Regions from separate parts of the Homo sapiens genome. Here region 1 is linked to region 2. Evidence: chromatin contacts called from ENCODE Hi-C or POLR2A ChIA-PET data. All regions are on one chromosome and are shown on one strand. The core of a region is the stretch at or near the end of the contact, and the rest is flanking DNA. Distances in the headings are between cores, read along the strand shown.

Region 1 (4,733 bases), core at 434-2,933, 510 kb after region 2:
TCTTGGCCTCAAGTGATCCTCCCATTTCAGCATCCCAAAGTGCTGGGATTACAGGCATGAGCTACTGCACCTGGCCGGATATTTCATATATTTTTAACTGAACACATGGAAGAATGAAATGATGGGCAGAAGGAAAGGTGGGAGTTGCCCTGGGGACACTGTGTTTTTCATCTGTCCTCCCCACGTCTCTGGGCCATACACATCAGGACCCACATGGCCTCCTCTGATGGGTCTCCTTTGCCTCTCACCCTTGTTCTTGTTCCTCCTTGTTTGCTTCCTGTAGATCAGTGTTTCTTAAATTTTTTTCAGTATTGTCCCCAGGGCACCTTTCTAGATAATTTTTTTCCCTGATCATCTCTCCTCTGTGAAATTTTAATACTACAGATATCCTGTTTATATCTCTTCATGTACTGTGCGTATGTCTGTGCTTTATGCATAAGGAGTAAGGTTTTCTAGCCCCTGATAACTGACAAGTAACCTAAAACTTAGATAAAATATAGTACTAATCTTCTACAAATGTTAAATTATTAAAAAAATAATAGAGATAGAGTCTTGCTGGTCTCAAACTCCTAGCTTCAAGCGATCCTCCCACCTCTGCTTTACAAAGTGCTGGGATAACAGGCGTGAGCCACCATGCCCAGTCATTACTAATTTTAATTTCCATTCTATCCTTAGGTCTAGCCTACAAAATCTGCCCCACCCCACCTCGTTTATAGGAGATACAACCCTTGTTGAGAATGCATGACTGATATTAATAACCTGTTCCTGATTAGATGCCCCTCCCTCTTTCCAAACCTCCTCCACGTTCAGCTCCTGTTTCGCACCTGACATTGGCAGAAATCTAGCTATATTAGGATATAGATGTCCCTTCATTTTATTTGCTTGTACCTTTGAGTTCTTGCTTCTCCTCTCGTGGGAGGCAGTATTTGGTGTGGTTGAGAGCACTAGGGTCAATCCCTGCATTGGCCACTCTCAAGCTGTGTAACCTTAAACAAGTTCCTGAATATCTCTAAGGCTGCTTCCACAGTTGTGCAAGCAGGATGGCACTGCTGGCTTCGTGGAGTTGTGGAGAGGGTCTGATAATCAAATGTTTTTCAGAGTTATGCTTGCACATGAGGACAGCCCAATAGATGGTGTCTGCTGCTGTCATCTGCTGGCATTTGCTCCTGGGAGCAGTTTATGGTGTTCAAGAATGGAGGTGACGGTCTTGAGATTCCAAAATCCTCAAGGGCATAGGCCATGTCTAGCATCCATACCAATGTTCCCATACTGATGGTCTTTTCAAGCTTGTCTTGGGTCCTGGGGGAAAGGATTGAGAAACACAGCCCCTTCCCTTGGGGAGTCACAGTTGAGTGGGAAGTTAGGAAAGCAAATACTGCTCACTCTTCTGTACCTGATGTTGTTGGCTGGGCACGTTACTATGGGAGAAGGTGTAGGTCTCACCTGCCGTTCTGGTCTCAGAGCAGGCCTCCGAGAAGGTGGCTTTTGAGCTGTGGCTTGAAGGAAATGGAGTTTACTTATTTCACCTTTCTGCATCTTGTTACCAGGCAGGGGTGGACAGGTGGACTAGGCTTCTTCTCTGCAGAGCACATCTTATCCAATATCAGTAGGAGGTATTCCTTTGCATTTTTCTTGGAATGAGGCAGAGTGAGCACTGAGTCATCTCCCTCTGTATGTGCCTCTCTCATCCTCTGGGTGACCACGGGTTTGATTTGTGAGACAGCTGGTGGGCCGGGTTCTGCCTGTGGCTGGGGCACAGTGCTTTCTTTGTCTGAGTTTGCTTGGCCCTTACATAAGTATGAACCACAGCGTTGGCCTCATTAGCTCTCTGCTTTCACCACCTGGACTAAGTGTTCCAGATGGCCTTAATTCGGGTAGTTGTTTTTGGTACTTACTCAGAGTGGAAGATTTAGGCTGCAGTTGTCCTTTTTTCTCCCCATTCTCTGAGGCATCCTAAACTATAGGCAACACTATGCAGGGACAGGCTTTAGCAATTCTTGCTGTTGTAGCCTTAAGCCCTGAAGGATTCTAGCCTCCTCCTTTATCTACTATCTAATCTCGTCTCTTCCTTGGCTCATTCCACCTCCTCCCATGGAGAGGTGACAGGTTATTTTTATTTTCAAAAGCATGATCTATCTTTTTTTTTTTTTTTTTTTTTTTTTTTTTTTTTTTGCCATGGTAAGAAATAAAACTTTCCACTGAGTTCCTTGGCTCAGTTAAACACCCTTTCCCTGGATAAGGCTCTCTCTTTGGGTTTTGGTGAGACTTCATCAGGAGCCAGTGCCCCTGGAGGGAAGGCTGAATCATGGCTTTCAGCTTTGGCTGTGCATTTGTTATGATTGGATTGGATGTCACGGGTCAGACAGTTGCCTCCTTTCATGAACGCCAACTGTGGCCTCACTACCACCTGAGACATTGTGTTCTCTGCCCTCAGAACCAAAAAATACCCCCGTGTGAACTTTTTGAGAAGACTGGCCTGGTGTAGGGTTGAGGGTGGGTGCTGTTGCTAACCACAGAGCCGGGTTCTCACTGTGCCTCTGACGGGAGAACCCACATCATTAGCAATTGACTGACAGGCTGAGCTCATCAGGCGCAGGTAATGCAAAGGGCTGAGAAGCCTGACCCATGGTGCTGAGTGAGATGAGTTAACCAACCTCTGGAAGGCTGCAGGGAGCAGGGTTCTTTTCCAGGACAGTCCCAAATCTATCCACTGAATAGAAATCTCATGTGCTAATGGTTTTCCTGGAATCAGCCCCTTCTACCTCCATCAGTGCATGTCTAAGGAGGGATGAAATTCCTTTTACGTGGGCCTGCTGGCCTTTGCTCCCAGGAAATGGGATGCAGTTGTTCAGACTGTGGGATGGGTGGGTTGTATTTTTCTGTTTGGGGAGATTATATATACATATGTATGTATATATATAATACATATATATTTCAGTAGCAGCTGCTATTGATTATGTAGTATGTAATAAATTGTGTCATACATAAGATTGATTGATTCCCTTTATTATTTTCCGAATAATGCTCCCATTGAGTGGTTTCTTGGCAGATGTGCAAAAAGAATTAATAGGCAGGGACGTCTGATAATGTTGCCAACAGGAATTCTGACCAAGGCTCTACACTTTCACTCCTCCCTACAGAGGTAAACTCTAAGGAGGGAACCCACCAGGCATACCCTATTATCACTTGGCACCCTTGGCACAGAATGAGCTGAAGTAGAAACAGATGGTGTGAGAAGGGGCATTGTCTGGCAGTTTTTCCTGACTCCTTATGAAGAAGGTTAAGAGTATGGATTTCAAAAGAAAGGAGGGCAAATCTGTAGTCTTTTCTTAAGGGCACTGACACCAATCCTTGGAGCTCTGCCAGCTCAACTGGTTATTCTCCCGGGAGACTCTGCTGGGGTGATGGATAGAAGCCTCTATAACAGGTATCCACTTTCCTGGATTGGTACCTGTGCCCCATCAGTTGTTAACTATTGGAGATTTCCCCCAACAGAAGTGGAGTTGTTAAGAGATGCTGTGAGTAGCAAACAGGTAATAGGCAGTGAGATGTGAAATGTCTCTTCCATTCTACCTACATTAGCAAAACAGCCATTGTTTATAAGGGGTTAAGTAGGACAAGTAGAGACTTTGGAAGACAGTAGGTTTTCACATTATTGGGTTCCAAAGTCCACATTTTACTGCTATTTTCTTGTTTTTTCTTAGTCATGATCTCAAGGTTAAATCCCAAGACTTGGGAAAGCATATCCATCTACCCAGCTATCCATCCATGCAACTATTCTCTCCATCCTTCCATCCAATAGTTATGAAACACGTGATATATGCTAGGCACTGTGCTAGATTCTGGGCTTACATTACTGTAATCTAAACAAGGCAGGAGTTTAGCCTATTAAGGAGACTATCAAGTAGAGTCAGACCCCATTTTGAGAGTGGTTCAGTGTAGACTCAGGGAGCAGAGGGGAAGGATGCCTGCTTAAGTCAACCAGGGTTAGTAAGATCTATGTCTCATCAAAAAGGCCATAGCGTTCAGTCTGGCTTTGTCTCCACTGCTGTAAAAATAGAGTATACTTTCTTATTTTTCATCAGCCTTTTAAACACTTCCCCTCTTCCCCGGCTTTCTGTTTCATCTCCTATTAGAAATGGAAGAACCTGGAATAAAGACCATTGAGTGAGGGTCAGAGTAGTTCCGGTGGGGCTGTCATCCTGTGCTCCAGCAAGCTCATCTCAAGCTTCAGGTCACTCATGCTTTGATACCTTTTAAAAGAGCATGATAAATTCAAATTAAAACCACAACGAGATGTCATTACACACTTACCAGAATGGCTCAGATAGAACATAGTAACAGCACCAAATGCTGGCAAGGATGTGAATAAACTGGATCACACATGCATTGCTGGCAGGAAAGTATAATGCTACAGCCATGCTGAAAAACTGTTTTATAGTTTATTATAGAACTAAATATGCAACTACCTTGCACCCCAGCAAGTGTGATCTTGGGCATTTATCCCAGAGAAATGAAAACTTATTTTTACACAAAAATCTATGCATGTGTGTTTGCATAAGTTTTATTTGTAATAGCCCCACATTGCAAACAGCCTAGATAGCCTCCAGTAGGTTAATGGCTAACAAGCTGTGGTATATCCACATCATGGAACACTACTCAGCAATGAAAAGGAGCAAACCATTGATACAGCAACTTGGATGAATCTGCAGGAAATTACGCTGAGTGAAAAA
Region 2 (4,753 bases), core at 1,382-3,881:
TTTTCTTCTCAAGCTGCATCTGAACAATCACATGACAATCACATGACTTTGTCATTTTTAGGCTGAATTCTTCCAAGTCTCTGTCTCTGGTCTCGAATCTTTCTCTGAACATGAAACCTCCATATCCAGCTGCAGGATCAGCAGTCTCACTTTAGTGTTCTCCAGCCAGGACCAACTCAGCATGTCCACACAGAGTTCATTACGACTTCCCCTACAGTCTGCTCTTCCACCTGAATTATTTATATTGGCTTCAGGCATCCACCTAATCACTTAAACCCTACACCTGGAAATCTTCCCAGACAACTTCTTCCTCTCCAGACCCTCAAATCTACTTACAAAATCTTATATCTTTTTAACACCTCTGTTACTGACCCCTTCCTTCTTCTAGACACAGTCCTCTTTCCCTAATCCAATTTAGGGCCTCCTTGTCTCTTGCTCTGCTCTGGTAGTAAGCTCACCCTCTGGGCTTGCCTGTCTCTAATAATTCTTTTGTAATCCTACCAAAGAATGGCTCCCATAAGGCAGATATGATTGTTATCCTCCTGATTAAAACCCGACAGTGGACTCCTCTTTGCCCTTGGCATATAATCTGAGCTTCTTTGAATGTCCTATGAGGTAGCCCACGAAATGTCTCTGCTGAACCCTCTGACCTTATCTCTGGGGAAGCTGTCCACCTGCCTCGCCCCACTGCCCCCTTGCCATGCTCCAGGTCAACCACTCTCCCTACCTCCCTGCTACCCACTGACCCCAATGTCACTAAGTCACTTTTGTCAAGAGAGTCACTCTCCTTGGCAAGTAGGTCTGAAGTTAGATTTGGGGTAGAACAATAACTGTAAAACACATGGCCAAAAACTCAGGACAATTCAACTGCCTTCCCAATCTAAGGACCATTATGGTGGTTTGGCATAATGAAGGTGGGCTGACCCTCTATTTCTAATATAAATAGAATACAGCTTAGCATAGCTCATTTAAAGTGCTTAAATAAAGAAGCAGCTTCTGGAGTCAGAATTCTTAGGTTCAAATGTTACCTCATCAATTAACCCTTAGTTTCCTCATTTTAAAAATAGAAGCATTGGTATTCACATGAAATTGTTGGCAACAAATTTTAAAAGTGGAAATAATAATACCTGTCTCATAAGGTTGTGAGAAATAAAAATATTAATATGGTGCCTGGCAAAGGGTGTTTGGTAAATGTTAGCTATTGATGTTATCATTATTAATAGCATTTATAGAATTCCATTTCTTTTCTATCAAATTATCAGAAGGAGATTTTACCTTCGAAACTGTTGGAGAGATGACCATGGGATTCAGCAGTCAGGCTTGCATTCTGATTGGTGGCAGGAGCAGATTGACAGGTGCAGCAGGAAAACAAAGACATACAACCCATTCCTTCCTCCCCCACACTGTTTTATATTTTATAAAGGGAATTCACAGCCTAGTGGATACGGGGTTGAGTAAAAGTACTTCCTGCCTCTATTGAAGCTTCAGGACACTGGACTGGAGTCTTCCACAATTCAGCCAGAACCCAGGGTACTCCAAACCACTTTGTGATCCTCCATCTCTGTAGGCTACAGTTTATAAAACACTTCTATCTCCATGATTTCATGTGATTCCCAGAGTGACTCATGAGGTTTCAGACCTCTCCATCCTCAGACAGACCCTGTCACATGCCTCTGAAAATGCTTTAGTTGTTGCCATGTGGATGGACACTCAGAAAATACTTTAAAAAAAAAAAATCTAAACTGCTTGCTTTAGTGGTTTTGTGTAAAATGCAACCAGAGAGAGAGAGAGAGAGAGGTCCTTGGCAGATAGGTTTAACTCAAATCACTGAGCAGGAAAATATCTGGGAATCTGGCCTGGTTTGAGAAAAAGAGCCAGCTTTTTTAGCTGACTAGAGAGCAGCTTAAAAAGGAAAAAAATGAAAGGAAGGAAACTAATGAGGCATCTCTTTCCTCACAGATAATGTGGGATGCTCACCCAGTGGTTTGCAGTGGCTACAGCATCTGTTACACTTCAGTGACAACCAAAATGCCTTGGAGATAAGACAACAATTATGAGACCTGCTTGAGAAGAAATGAAAGAAAACCCAATCGCAGCCAAATAGCACTGCCATCTATTAACAAATTATTACAGGCTGAAGCAGTCTTTAATGAGATTTTAACAAAAGAAATCCAGTCTTGTTCCTCTGGGGCAAAGAGATTTTATCATCATGTGAATGGTTAAGCAGGTAAGAGGACCTCCCTTGGAGCACCAATAAAGAGAAAATGTGTGAGCCCTGTGTTCTCCCTCTCCAAGGAGCTCTAACTCCCAGTCAAGATGAAAACATATTGGAGAAAGGACCCAAATAATACTGTTCCAGAGAAAGTTTTAGTTTAGTAAGTGGCCTGATGAGACAAGTGAGTATTCAAAAAAGCTGTATTAGACCTTTGTGTTGTGATTCCAATCCTTTGTGCTTTTGGTTATCCTAAAGGACATTGTGACATTCTCAAGAGATTCTTAAGTCAAAGGGTATAGTGGCAACATTAATCTGGAGGAACAATGAAGCTAGCTAGAGTCAGGACGTGCCTGCCCATGATCTTGTAGACCCACTGGGGTTTCAGAAGAGAAACTGATATGAGTCTAATGTTGTTAGTTCAAAGGAGGAAAGAAAAATTGGTTGCATGGAGTGAGTCAGAGGGAGGGAGGAAAATATGCAGTCCAAGGAAGTCGGTGAGAAGCCCGCTCAGATGCACTAGACTGTCTTGCATGAATTGGGTTTTTCTTTTTGCTTCTCCCACCCCTTTCATTGATCCACTACGTGAACACTTATAGGCAGCCAATAATATCAGGAGAAATATAGCCATTTTGATACTAATATTTCTGTTACCCAGGAATTTGCTTTATTTGCAATATGAGCCTCCAATGCCTGATTAAAGGAAACTGAGGACTAACCTGGGTGATCCAAGAATTCCTAGACTGTTAAATAGTGTAGTTTCTTTAGAAAGGGACTCTGGACCTCCTCCTGGGAGGAGCCTTAGAAGGGCAGTGAGGCTAGGGTGAGTAAGCAGGCTCCCCACGTGAGGGTGAGTCAGGGAGACTGATTCCTTAGCAGCTGGGGCACTGTGTAAGACTACGTCACCTTCTGTGGCAGAAGAACAACCACAATCACTATGTGTTATGCTGGTTATATTCCCCTTGAGACCAATGGCAGACACTGGCTGTTAAAATATTTAGTGTCTGATAATGTATGATTAATGGGTAAGGAGTAGAGTAGCACTTCTTTTAATGGCTCACACTGTAGGAAAGAGATTTAATAGAATTGAAGATGAACTTAGAATGACATAGAAGATAAATCTCAGGAACGTACATCTTTGGGACAGATAGCTCATTTTGTTAGAATATAGTGCTATTATTGTTATTAGCTAACATTTATTAAGCACTGACTAAGTGCCAGGAGCTGCTTCAAGTGTTTTACGTATGTTAACTTAATGCTTCTTGTGCTGTGATAATGAGCCAGTATTTGTTTTTTAAATTTCCAATGTGTCATGGACAAATGCTTTTGTGGAATTCAATAAAAATAAATTACTACAAAAGTGAAAAAAAAATTAAAACATGCAAAATTCAAGCTCAATTTTTTCCTTTTTTAACTATTAGCTGTAAGAGACATCAAATTGTCAAAATGCTATAAAAGTTTCTAAATCCTTACTCTTAGTTGCTATACGTATCTCCCCGTAGACTAGTAACAAACCTTCACCAACTGGCGCAAGTCTACGAACTCTGTTGAAGAGCACTGTATTAACTCATTTAAACCCTCCTAAAAGTTCATGACGTCATTAATATTTTCATTCTACAGATGAGGAAACTGAGGCACAAAACAGTTATCTTGCTACTGAGGCCAGTCAATTAGTTTTGCAAAGAGAAAAATATCTATTTCATGGTCACAGAAGAGTACCCCAACTAGTCACTGAAAAATTAAGAGTAGCATAAGAAAAGCAAGCCTTAATGAGAAAGTATGAATGGAGTTTTATTATCCAGGCTTCTGTGGAAAAACCAGGAAAGGCATAGGCCATACTGGTGACATTTTGGGAGTGTCACCGTTGCTATATTGGGCAATAGGATGAAGTGTCTTAAGACTGTGGCTTGAGGGCTAGACTTTCTGGGTTAGTTTTCTTGCTTGGCCACCTACTTCCTATGCGCAGTTGTTAGTTTCTATCTGAAAGGATGGTTGGGAGGATTAACTGTGTTGTATATGTAAAGTATTTTTTAAAAATGCCTGGCACATAGTAAGTGGTTTATAAGTGTTATTGTATTTGCATATGAAAAACCACCCATTGCAAAAATTTCAGATTCCTTAAATGCCTCCATCTATAGTGGTTTGACTTCTGATTAAACAAGCCTATCCTCCCTGCCTTAAACTAGAGCCCCTGGTAAAACTCAGCAGTGCTGCAGTGGTCACTGCCAGACCTCAGGTACAGAGCAACGTTTGGGGCTGGATAATTATTTTTCTTGAGGAGGGGGTGGTTACTGTGTGCATTGTATGATAGCAGCATTCCTGGTCTTTACCCACTAGATGCCAGTATTATCCCCTTCCAGCTGTGACAACCAAAAATGTCTTCAGTCATTGCCAAATGTCCCCTGAGAGGCAAAATTGCCCCCAGTTGAGAACCACTGATACAGAGAAAAGAGAATATTGATAACAGTCTCTTATATTTTCATAGCTTTTCAGTGTAAAAAGGCTTCTGCATGTTTTAACTCAGTTGGGAAAAAGAAAAAG

The links. Hi-C counts contacts between places; a loop is a spot of excess contacts on that map. ChIA-PET counts read pairs that join two places held with the same protein, here RNA polymerase II (POLR2A).
Region 1: a loop to region 2 is called in a map of chondrocyte, with 2.1 times the contacts of the local background. The contact joins two enhancer-like sites. A Hi-C loop is called at or near these places in 1 of 168 maps with a recorded cell type or tissue (chondrocyte). POLR2A ChIA-PET finds 5 or more read pairs at or near these places in 1 of 52 experiments (activated T-cell).

The regions. Positions count from the first base shown.
Region 1 is chr1:210,392,093-210,396,825 of GRCh38, forward strand. The region is part of intron 4 of HHAT (hedgehog acyltransferase); the gene reads left to right. Among named protein-coding and RNA genes, the nearest start is that of HHAT, 66 kb to the left of the region's middle. RefSeq lists an enhancer at 1,613-1,907. Within about 2 kb of position 1,684, at least 8 of the 41 ENCODE cell types and tissues checked have a DNase peak (open chromatin) inside an H3K27ac peak, as active enhancers do.
Region 2 is chr1:209,881,785-209,886,537 of GRCh38, forward strand. No RefSeq gene overlaps it. Among named protein-coding and RNA genes, the nearest start is that of SYT14, 54 kb to the right of the region's middle. Within about 2 kb of position 2,632, at least 7 of the 41 ENCODE cell types and tissues checked have a DNase peak (open chromatin) inside an H3K27ac peak, as active enhancers do.